Regions from separate parts of the Mus musculus genome. Here region 2 is linked to region 1. The links are chromatin loops, found by intact Hi-C in ENCODE. Cell type or tissue: gastrocnemius. All regions are shown on one strand.

Evidence for each region. Peaks named below come from ENCODE experiments on the same cell type or tissue, not always from the same donor. Only the 100,000 strongest peaks of a DNase experiment are listed, where the experiment ranks them.
Region 2: it touches region 1 in a loop (7-fold over the local background); 2 of 42 quality-filtered maps call a loop at or near these places.

The regions. Positions count from the first base shown.
Region 1 is chr6:114,640,897-114,645,896 of GRCm38, forward strand. It overlaps Atg7 (autophagy related 7), which reads left to right and starts at 2,231. Exons shown (of 19, transcript NM_028835.5): 1 at 2,231-2,254. In gastrocnemius, no CTCF peak of the experiment used is centred here; DNase peaks (open chromatin) are centred at 2,209 and 2,682; H3K4me3 peaks cover 1,614 bases; H3K27ac peaks cover 1,535 bases.
Region 2 is chr6:114,920,810-114,925,809 of GRCm38, forward strand. Vgll4 (vestigial like family member 4) reads right to left here and starts at 1,012. Exons shown (of 5, transcript NM_177683.3): 1 at 508-1,012. The coding sequence starts at 589. In gastrocnemius, a CTCF peak has its summit at 2,114 (motif pointing left); a DNase peak (open chromatin) is centred at 1,089; H3K4me3 peaks cover 1,470 bases; H3K27ac peaks cover 1,819 bases.

The DNA of each region.
Region 1 (5,000 bases):
AAAGTACACAATGTTTTTCCAAGTCGACCCCTTGACATTCTGAAGTTCTGAGTCATTTACATTGAAGACAATCATCTTGGGGTTCTCTGGAATCATTTGTAGGAGGGCAGTGCCTTCCTGAGAAGTCTCAGCTAATACAGTTCCTTACATTACACCTTTTACTGCTTGGTGCTTTGTTCCTTGTTTCCCCCAGGTAGATATGCACATGCCCAATCAAAAATATTCACTGTAATCACAAAGGACCAGCCTCAGGCTCAGCCTAGGATCTTGAACCTAGGCTCTAGGTCTTGCAGAGTCCCGTGCATAACCTCAGTGTAAGGATATCTAGTTCTACAGCTTTAGGCCAATGTAGCATTCCAAGTCCCCATCCTAAAAAGAATGATCACAGTGTCACTTCAATGTAGCCTACTCTGTGCATACCACTGAAAATATTGAGAAGAGTGTGTGGGGATAGATAAATTTTCATTTGTCCCAAGGTTAGCTTCTCCCATCAAAGAAGCCACCAGAGAACAGGCTGGCCAGGAGAGGGAACAGTCCATCCAGCACAGCATGGTCCAGCCCTCTTGTATTATACTAGCTCCCATTTGCCTTTTTTTTTCTGGTCTTGTGTGTTACTCCTTAAGCAGAGAAAACTTATCAGAAGCAGGAATTCACACCTTCCATCTTGCTCTCTGTGATGTTTGGGGCAAGATGATGACTTGGGTGCAAAATTGTTGATCAGCTGTGATTGGTAGCCAGTTGTGGTCCTGGAGACATTTACCCACCTGTAGTTCAGGGTGGTCTTCCATTCCAGTAGTTATTCCTTGTTCCCCAACTTCATGCCTTCTTCCTAACGCTCATTTTGTGGGGTTTTTTTTCTTATTTTTCAGAGTCTAAGATTATTTCCTGTCACTCTGACTCCAAAGTGTCTGTCTCTCTCTCTCTCTGTCTGTCTCTCTTTCTTTTTTCCAGGAACCACTTTCCATTTGTTTACTCTGCCCCCCCCCCCGTATAAGCTATAAGGCACACACACACACACACACACACACACACACACACACACACACACACCACCTTGTAATTTATCCATTAGAAATAGGAAACCCTTAATGTAAAAAAAAATCAATAAATAGTCCAAGATATTATGATGAATCCCTAGAGGCACTCCAAAGGCACTGTGTGCCAGGAAAGGTGTCCGTGGACTGCCATCTCAGCAATGGTGATGCGGTATCAGGATGCTTGCCTTGAGCTCTGATCATCCTGGACTATAGAACTAAATCAAGTCAAGTACACTCTTGTCGCTAAGGAAGTCACTCATGTGCAAGACTCCCCAGGCTAGAGCATTTCATTATGTTCATTATCCTGTCAAAAAAAAAAATGTTTTCCCAGTAGTAAGTTTTTTGTTCGTTTTATTTGTTTGTTTGTTTTGTTTGAGATAGTGTAGCCCTGGCTGTCCCAGAACTCACTACTCACAGATCCACCTACCTCTGCCTCCCAAATGCTGGATTTTTTGTTTTGTTTTGTTTTGTTTTGTTTTTCGAGACAGGGTTTCTCTGTATAACTCTGGCTGTCCTGGAACTCACTTTGTAGACCAGGCTGGCCTTGAACTCAGAAATCTGCCTGCCTCTGCCTCCTGAGGGCTGGGATTAAAATCTTGTGCCACCACGCCCAGCCCAAATGCTGGAATTTAAGACATATCCCACACCGTCTGGCCCATATTAGGTTCTTAAGAAGTGATTTTATAGTCACTGAAGTTGCTGGCTGCAGTAGCTTGGTGGATATTTTAGATTCTATTTGGTTTTCCAGAGTTATATTTGGTTGGGCAAGCTTTTAATCCCAGCACTGGGGCAAAGCAAAGGTAAGCAATCTCTGTTAGTTCGAGACTAGACTGATGTATATGTATACAGGTCCAGAACAGCCATGGCTATGTAGTGTAAATATGAGGAGGACATAACCTTTTTAAAAAATTAAAAATGCAAAAAATAAAAATAAACCTTGTTTCAACACCTGTACTCTAGTACTACCCTGGGAATTTGATAATAATTCCGTAGTACTGTAGAGTCACTCGCAGGAAAATGTAATCTTCCTTACAAGCCCCAAAAGGCTTACAGGTTAGCCTTAGTTTCGCCCCGTTATTGCGGTTGTGGGGACCCTTTTTGTCGTTGTTGTTGTAGTGCGCATGCGCGCCGCGCTTCCGCGTTTGTGTGGGCTGGGTTATTACGTCATTGGGCCGCGCGGCGCGGCTGGGGCTGTGGTTGCCGGAAGTTGAGCGGCGGTAAGTAAGCCGTGGTTGCGGAGCAGCTGCCGGGGCTGGCGGGGTTCACTTAGGAAAGCTGAAGCCAGTTTTGGGCTGGTCTGGAATATTCTTCACCTGTCTATACTCGGTCCCCTCGTACTCCGGCAGAGAGTGTTGCGATCTCCGGGTCGGGAGGCGCCTCTGGTTGCTCATTCTGTGAAGTGCTGCCTTTGGCGTGTGTGGACCGGCCACGGAGTAAGCTTGTGTCCCCGGACTGTGAAGGGACTTGATCTTGTTACTTATGAGGAGGACATAATTAAATCTTTTCTACTAGAGGTTCTGCATCCCCTTAAAGGACCCAGAGATTACAAATTAGTACTTTATAGGAAATCAGCCTGGTGAGGCAAATGCACTTGTCAGAAAGTTTCTGAGCCAGGCATGGTCGCGGAGAGAGGTGACCCCAGCCGCAGGGAACCTGAGCCAAGAGAACTGCTATTTAGAACCAGCCTAGGCAATCGGACACAAACCCTTTTGCAAACTGGAAAACGGGTGTGGGATGTAGTTAAGTCCCAGAGCGGTTCTTCAGCGTTCCAGGGTCCTGGGTTCAATTACCAGCACATGCCAAATTGAATTTGAGATGAGACCGAATCAACCTGCGTCTGCAATTTTATTTAATTCTTTAAAATTATTTGTAACTTTGAGTGCGTGTATGCGTGTGTGGTCTCATGCCTCCAGAGACAAGACATGGCGGACCCCAGCAGAAGTGGAGCTCCAGGCAAGCTGTGCCTGATATGGGTGCTGGAAACCCTACCCAGGTCTTTGTAAGCACTGAGTCGAGTCAGCTTTCCAGTATAAATTAATTTATTTTTTTAAGACTGAATGCCATGCACCCCATGCTGTCTTTGAACACTCAGTGAAGCAGAGGCCGGCCTTTGAGTTTTTATATTTCTACTTCCACCTCCTTGAGTCCTGGGATTACAGGTGTGTACCACTACGCCTGTTTTTCTGATGTGTTCCTGCATGCTGGGCATCATAATATCATGGACTATTTATTGATTTTTTTTTTTTTTTTACATCCAGGGTTTCCTATTTCTAATGGATAAATTACAAGACGGTGTGTGTGTGTGTGTGTGTGTGTGTGTGTGTGTGTGTGTGTGTGCCTTATAGCTTATACAGGGGGGAAACAGGGGTAAACAAATGGAAAGTGGTTCCTGGGGAAAAAAAAAGAGACTTTGGAGTCATATTGACAGCAAATACTCTATCATCACCTCAGAGCTTCACTCCCATATCAGGCATCCTATTTATAAATCCTGGTCACAAATGTGCTTTCCCTTTCAAACGTGCTAATTTGGTGGCTTTTTATGTTGGTTTGACTTTGTCTTTCTTTTTTTAAAACCCATGTAACTGGTAAACAGACCTGTCTGCCTTGTAGACTTGAGGGCTCTGCCTCGGGCTTTTCCTTTCCCATAGACTGTTTATTTGTTTATTTTTTATTTTATTTTATTTTATTTATTTTTTTTTTTTGGCCTTGGTTTGTGAAAGCTCATGACTTCCTGTTGCTTCCAGCTTGCCTCCACCCAGTTCTTACTCAAAAAAGTCATGTGAGGAGTTAAGGACTGTGGCTTGCAGTCACAGCCCATTGCCCAATTAGAGTCATACTTGCTTTTAGTTGCCCCATGTGTATCTTTGAAAACTGCTAGACTGCCTTCCTCTCTCCTCTGTAGCTAAATGCACTTAGTTCTTTATAGTCAGTTCTACTGTGATACAAGACTTTTATATTATTAAATCCTAACATACAAAGCAGTGTCTGGTATATATGTTTAACAAATATGCATAGATATACCAAGTAAATGGCATACTTGAATACCAAATAAAAGACACATGCGAATGCCTATTATGTACCAGGCTTTATTTGTAAGTTAAGTGTCAGTGAATTGTACACTTTAAATGAGGTGGTAGTGATTATCTTTTTTTTTTTTTTTTTTTTTGTTTTTGTTTTTCAAGACAGGGTTTTCTGTGTAGCCCTGGCTGTCCTAGAACTCACTCTGTAGACCAGGTTGGCCTCGAATTCAGAAATCCGCCTGCCTCTGCCTCCGGAGTGCTGGGATTAAAGGCGTGCACCACCACACCCGGCTGGTAGTGATTATCTTAATCTCAGCACTTGAGAGGCTGAGGCAGAGAAAGCAGAGAAAGAAGGATTAAGAGTTCCACATGCTAGGTGTGGTGGTGCACACCTTTAATCCCAGCACTCTGGTGGATCTCCGAGTTCAAGGCCAGCCTCATCTACAGAATAAATTACAGGGGTAGCCAGTGCTATTCAGAGAGACCTTGTCTTTAAAAACCAAGAGATCAATCTTCTGATAGGCATAATTGTACAATCGTTTCATCTCAGTACCTTAGGAACTGGAGACCATCCTGATCTTCACAGTGGGGCTTTGTCTAAACAAATAAAAAAGTTGAGGCCTGGAGCAATGTTTCAGTGGCTTACCCATGCCATGCAAACACAAGGATCAGCGACCCAGAATCCTCATAAGTACCAGGTGGGCTTGATGACCTGTCTGTAATTTCAGCCTTGGAGGGTAGAGGCTGGCTGTGCAGAGCAAGCTGGCTAGCTAGACTAATGATATGGAATATTGATGAGTCCTGGGTCTGATTGAGAGACTGCTTCAATGGAACAAGGTGGAATGTGATGGAGGATGACTCCCAACTTCAACCTGGGCCTCCACAAGAATGTGCACATATGTGCACCCCTGTGCACATGTGCCCTCCCATAATGCAAACACGC
Region 2 (5,000 bases), 280 kb after region 1:
AAAAAAACCCCTTGATGCCTGAGACAATGGCTCAGGAAAACAACAACTTACTGTGGCTTTCTGCTGTTGTTCCTCTACCACATGAAATTCAGAGCAAGGGTCCACACCGAACACTGTACACGGTGATACGTTTAAAAATAAGTCCCAAGGCCCCTCCCCTCTACTCCAGCACCCACATGTTTAACTTCTCCTTACTTCTGTAAATTCCTACTTATGCATAAAATGCCAACAAAATCAAAAGAGAAAAATCACTTATAATGTAACGATCTTGTCAGACCTTGCTAGTACATCACAAGTAAACTTTTAACAGCGTGTCTCCTCCAGCCCTCCCCGGCTGCCACCCTCCTGCCGGGCAAAAGCGAACTGTCCTGAAATGGTACACAACTCTCTTTCCACTCGCTCCACCATCACAAGAAAGACAAGAAAATGTTCATAAGCCAGTCAAAGCCCCCCTCCAAAGGAGGAGTGGCCATCACAAAAGCAAAGAGTACATTCTAGAACATCTACCTTCATAGCACAGAACGCCGATATTGTTGTTCATCTTGTCCAAGTATTGGTAGTTCAACAGGTCCATCTTCATAAACAGCATTTATCTGTCCGGCTAGCAAAGAAAAACAGTTCTTTGCTTTCACCCCCAAAGAGAAAGTTTCAAAATTCAGTCTTAGCTGAGTAGCTCCAGGCTCTCCTAAAACTTCAGGAAGACAGAGGCCCAGCCTCAGGAGATCAAAACAAAGTATGTAAAAGGTTTTTAAAAATCATACACACACACACACACACACAAAAATCAGACTCAAACAAAACCCGTCAAGGGCTTGTGGAAGGTGTCTGATTGTGTCTTCTATTCGGCTTTAAAAAATCATTTCAGAAGACTTCTCGAGCCCGTCTTGGGGGTTTAAAAAGAAAGCAGTAAAAAAGAAAAACACAAAGCACATTTCTCAGGACAAAGGCACTCTCCCTCACAGCCCGCTGCAAGCTGACTGCACTGACATGCGGGCTATGCTTGGTATGACTCGTATGTAAACCAGCTTCCTCTGCTTTTGGGAGGGGGTAGAGGGCTGCTGTGAGCATGCTCACTGGAGCCTCGGCTCAGGCTCCAGGCGCTGCAGAATTAGCAGGAAGCAGAAAGAGGCGGGGGCAGTGAGGCACAGGGGGTGAGGAGAGCCTTTCCTCCCCGGAGCCAGAGGCCGGCAGAGGCAGAGGCCGAGGAAGTAAACCCCAGCAAGTTTGTGGGTGTTTTGTTTGTGGGGGAGGCTAAGCACAAAGTTTAAAAAAGAAAATCTGCTGTGGAAGCAAAGTACAGGGAATTTAACTTTCCGTGACTTCGTTGCAAGGGCTGGGAATCCAGGGCTTCCACAGGGGTGTGCTCTGTTTGGTACAAGGTTTCTTTGTTTCTTTGTAAGATGGGTTTATTAAGTCCAGGGACACAGCGAGTGTTTACATTTTCTTTTTTTTTTTTTTTTTTTTTTTTTTTTAAAGATTTTATTTATTTATTTATTATATGTAAGTACATTGTAGCTGTCTTCAGGTCTCATTATGGGTGGTTGTGAGCCACCATGTGGTTGCTGGGATTTGAACTCAGGACCTCTGGAAGAACAATCAGTGCTCTTAACCGCTGAGCCATCTCTCCAGCCCGAGTGTTTACATTTTCAAAGTCAATGTTACATGTAACTTCCTTCCTAAACTCTGTAGCTGTACAGATGGACAGGACACCAGAGGCAAATCCGTCCTCAGAAGAGTAAACAGATCTGGGGACAAGTGAGTGGCCTACAGGTCTCTCTCTCCCTCTCTCCCTCCCTCTCTCTCTCTCTCTCTCTCTCTCTCTCTCTCTCTCTCTCTCTGTGTCTGTCTGTCTCTCTCTCTCGCTCTCTCTCTGTCTCTCTGTCTCTCTGTCTCTGTCTCTCTCTCTCTCTCTCTCTCTCTCTCACACACACACACACACACAAACACACACACACACACACACAAACGGGGGAGTGGGGAGCTGGCTGGAGAGGTGGTTCCGAGCACTGGCCACTTTTGCAGAACACTTGAGTTCAGTACCCAGCACTCATAAGCACCTGTAACTCTATTTCCATGGAACCTGACTCCCTCTTCTGGCCTCCATGGGTACCGCATGCAATGACACACAGACATTGGAAAAAAAAAATGTACAAAAAAAAAAAAATACTTTTTAAAAATCTGTTTTCCAAACTCATCTGGGAGGTTGTGACCAATCATGGAAACTTTAAAAATGTTCCAAGTTCAAATCCAGAGCAGTGCTGAGCTTCATCAGCATCATGGAAGAAAGGAAAAGACCTGCTCTAAGTGACTCTGCTGCAGCCTGGCAGAGTGGCACCAGCCTGTAATTCTAGCAGTCGGAATCCGAGGGAGAGGAACTGCCACAAGTTCCAAGACCTCTCTGGGCTACTGTCAGCTCTGTCACACCTTCCCAAGACTTCATTACAGTCACTTATTTTAAGATTGAAGCAATCCCCTACAGATGGAGGGGTACACACAAAACGCTTAGCAACTTCTCCTCCATGACTCAACATCAAATATGATGGTTTGTAGGCAAGGGGACACCAAGCTCAATCCCAGGGACCTATGTGGTAAACGGAAAGAACAAACTCCCCCCAAAGTCAGACGCAGACATGCTCAGCTTCCGTGTCCCCCCCCCCCCCAAAGATGGGGTCTCACTTTAAAGCCCTGGCTGTCCTGGAACTCACTATGTAGATGTGACTGACCTCAGACTCACAGAGATCCGCCTGCCTCTGCCCATCCAGTGCAGGGATTAAAGCTGTGTGCCACCATGCCTGCTCAGACACGCTCAGCTTTAAATGGCTGGCTGTTTTCATATTTCTCCACAATGCTCATCAACCCACGAGGGGTGTTTTCCTGATGCAATGAAGGTGAAGGAGGAAGCTCTCCACTTTAAAGTGAAAAGGCAAGATAATAATCCCTGGGAAGATATATGTCCTTTTTTTAAAGAGCTATTTTTATTTTTAATTATGTGTATAGAGTGGAGGCTGTGCATGTGACGCAGGTACCTACAGAGTCCAGAAGAGTTCTTGGAACCCCTGGAGCTAGAGTTACAGACAGCGATGAGCTGCCCAATGTGGCAGCTGGGAACGGAACTAGGATCCTCCGTAAGAGCAGAACGTGTTACAAACCACTCTGTTGTCCCTTCAGCTCCTATGCATCTTGTTGGTGATGGTGATTTTGTTTTTAAGACTGGGTCTCGCTTTATAGTCAAGGTTGGCTTAAACTCATGATTCACCTGCCTCTGCATTGCTGATATCAAGACTACAACCCCCACAGTCAGCTAATGGATGGATCACAGGGCTCCCAATGGAGGAGCTAGAGAAAGTACCCAAGGAGCTAAAGGGATCTGCAACCCTATAGGTGGATCAACATTATGAACTAACCAGTACCCCGGAGCTCTTGACTCTAGCTGCATATGTATCAAAAGATGGCCTAGTCGGCCATCACTGGAAAGAGAGGCCCATTGGACACACAAACTTTATATGCCCCAGAACAGGGGAACGCCAGGGCCAAAAAGGGGGAGTGGGTGGGTAGGGGAGTGGGGGTGGGTGGGTATGGGGGACTTTTGGTATAGCATTGGAAATGTAAATGAGCTAAATACCTAATAAAAAATGGAAAGAAAAAAAAAAAGACTACAACCGTGGGCCACCACATCCAACTGCAGTGTCTTTAAAGCTTAGTAACTAAAGGCAGTACAATTCTAAGCAATTAACAAGACCTTCAAAGGACCACGATGGAAGCACCTGACTTAAAACACAAAGTTGACAGGGAGCTATGAACGTTCAGAGCTGCAGAGGTGAATGTCTATATGGGATGTGTGTGTGTGTGTGTGTGTGTGTGTGTGTGTGTGTGTGTGTGTGTTCTTGCTAGTCACAGATTATGTCACATACTAGTATCAGATGACCAAAGTAAACTACATGTGGAAAAGACGAAAACCAAGGCCCAGCTGTAGTCAGTATAAGTCTCACCACAGCATACAATAGGTACTCTACAAATATTGGTTATGGCTCAGCCTCCTGGTGGAACAGAGATGGCGCCGTCACCACAGACACAAGCCCAGGCTAACCACTCAATCATTCTGCCTGCCAGAAAGCTGACTACTGAGTTAGTCTACATCAGCCAAACCCACGAGCAGCTTAAAAGCCGGGGGCCTGATAGCACTTTCAGATACTTATTAGAATCAAATGTTCCTACTTGAGCCTTTCGGAGAAGGGAACATTGTATCAAGTTTGGGAAGACTGGGAACACACAGCCCCCACTGAGCTATCAGGTCCCCGCCTCCAGTCCAGTCAACTGTTCTCTTTAAATTTCACAGTGGTTCCACTTTTAGACAATGGTTTCTGTCTAAAGGCGGTTCCCCATCACCATTCATGCAATTAAAATCAGTCTAAACTGATGCGTGAACAACAAAAGCAAAAAAAATCCAAAAAAGATTTTAGGAAATGAGCTGGTGTCCTTCATCAACTGAACAGCTGGATGTGTGAGAACTCAGGCTTACAGGCATCTCCGAATGTTCACATCCTCTACACATTCCTCAGCAGAGTACAAACAACCATCCAAGACACAGCATGGGCCAAGGCGCTTTCACCCTTGACCTATCTTAATACCCACAATGCCATTGTAAGACGGAAATCATGTGGTGCCCAGGATGGGACCAGGGCCTCAAGAATGTCAGCCACAGCCACAGTGCTACATAGAGTTTTAAGTTAAAACCTTGTGCCAGGCATGTGACACATACCTTTAATCCCAGCACTCAGGAGGCAGAGGCAGGCTGATCTCTGAGTTCGAGGCCAACCTGATCTATATAGTGAGTTCCAGGACAGCCAGGGCTACACAGAGAAACCTCTCAAAATACACACACATATACACACACACAGACACCACAACCAACACAACAAAAACAACCACAACAATACCCTTGCATTGATGATAAAGGAAAACCACTTAAGACTGACTTCTTTAGGATGCAAAGTTGAAGA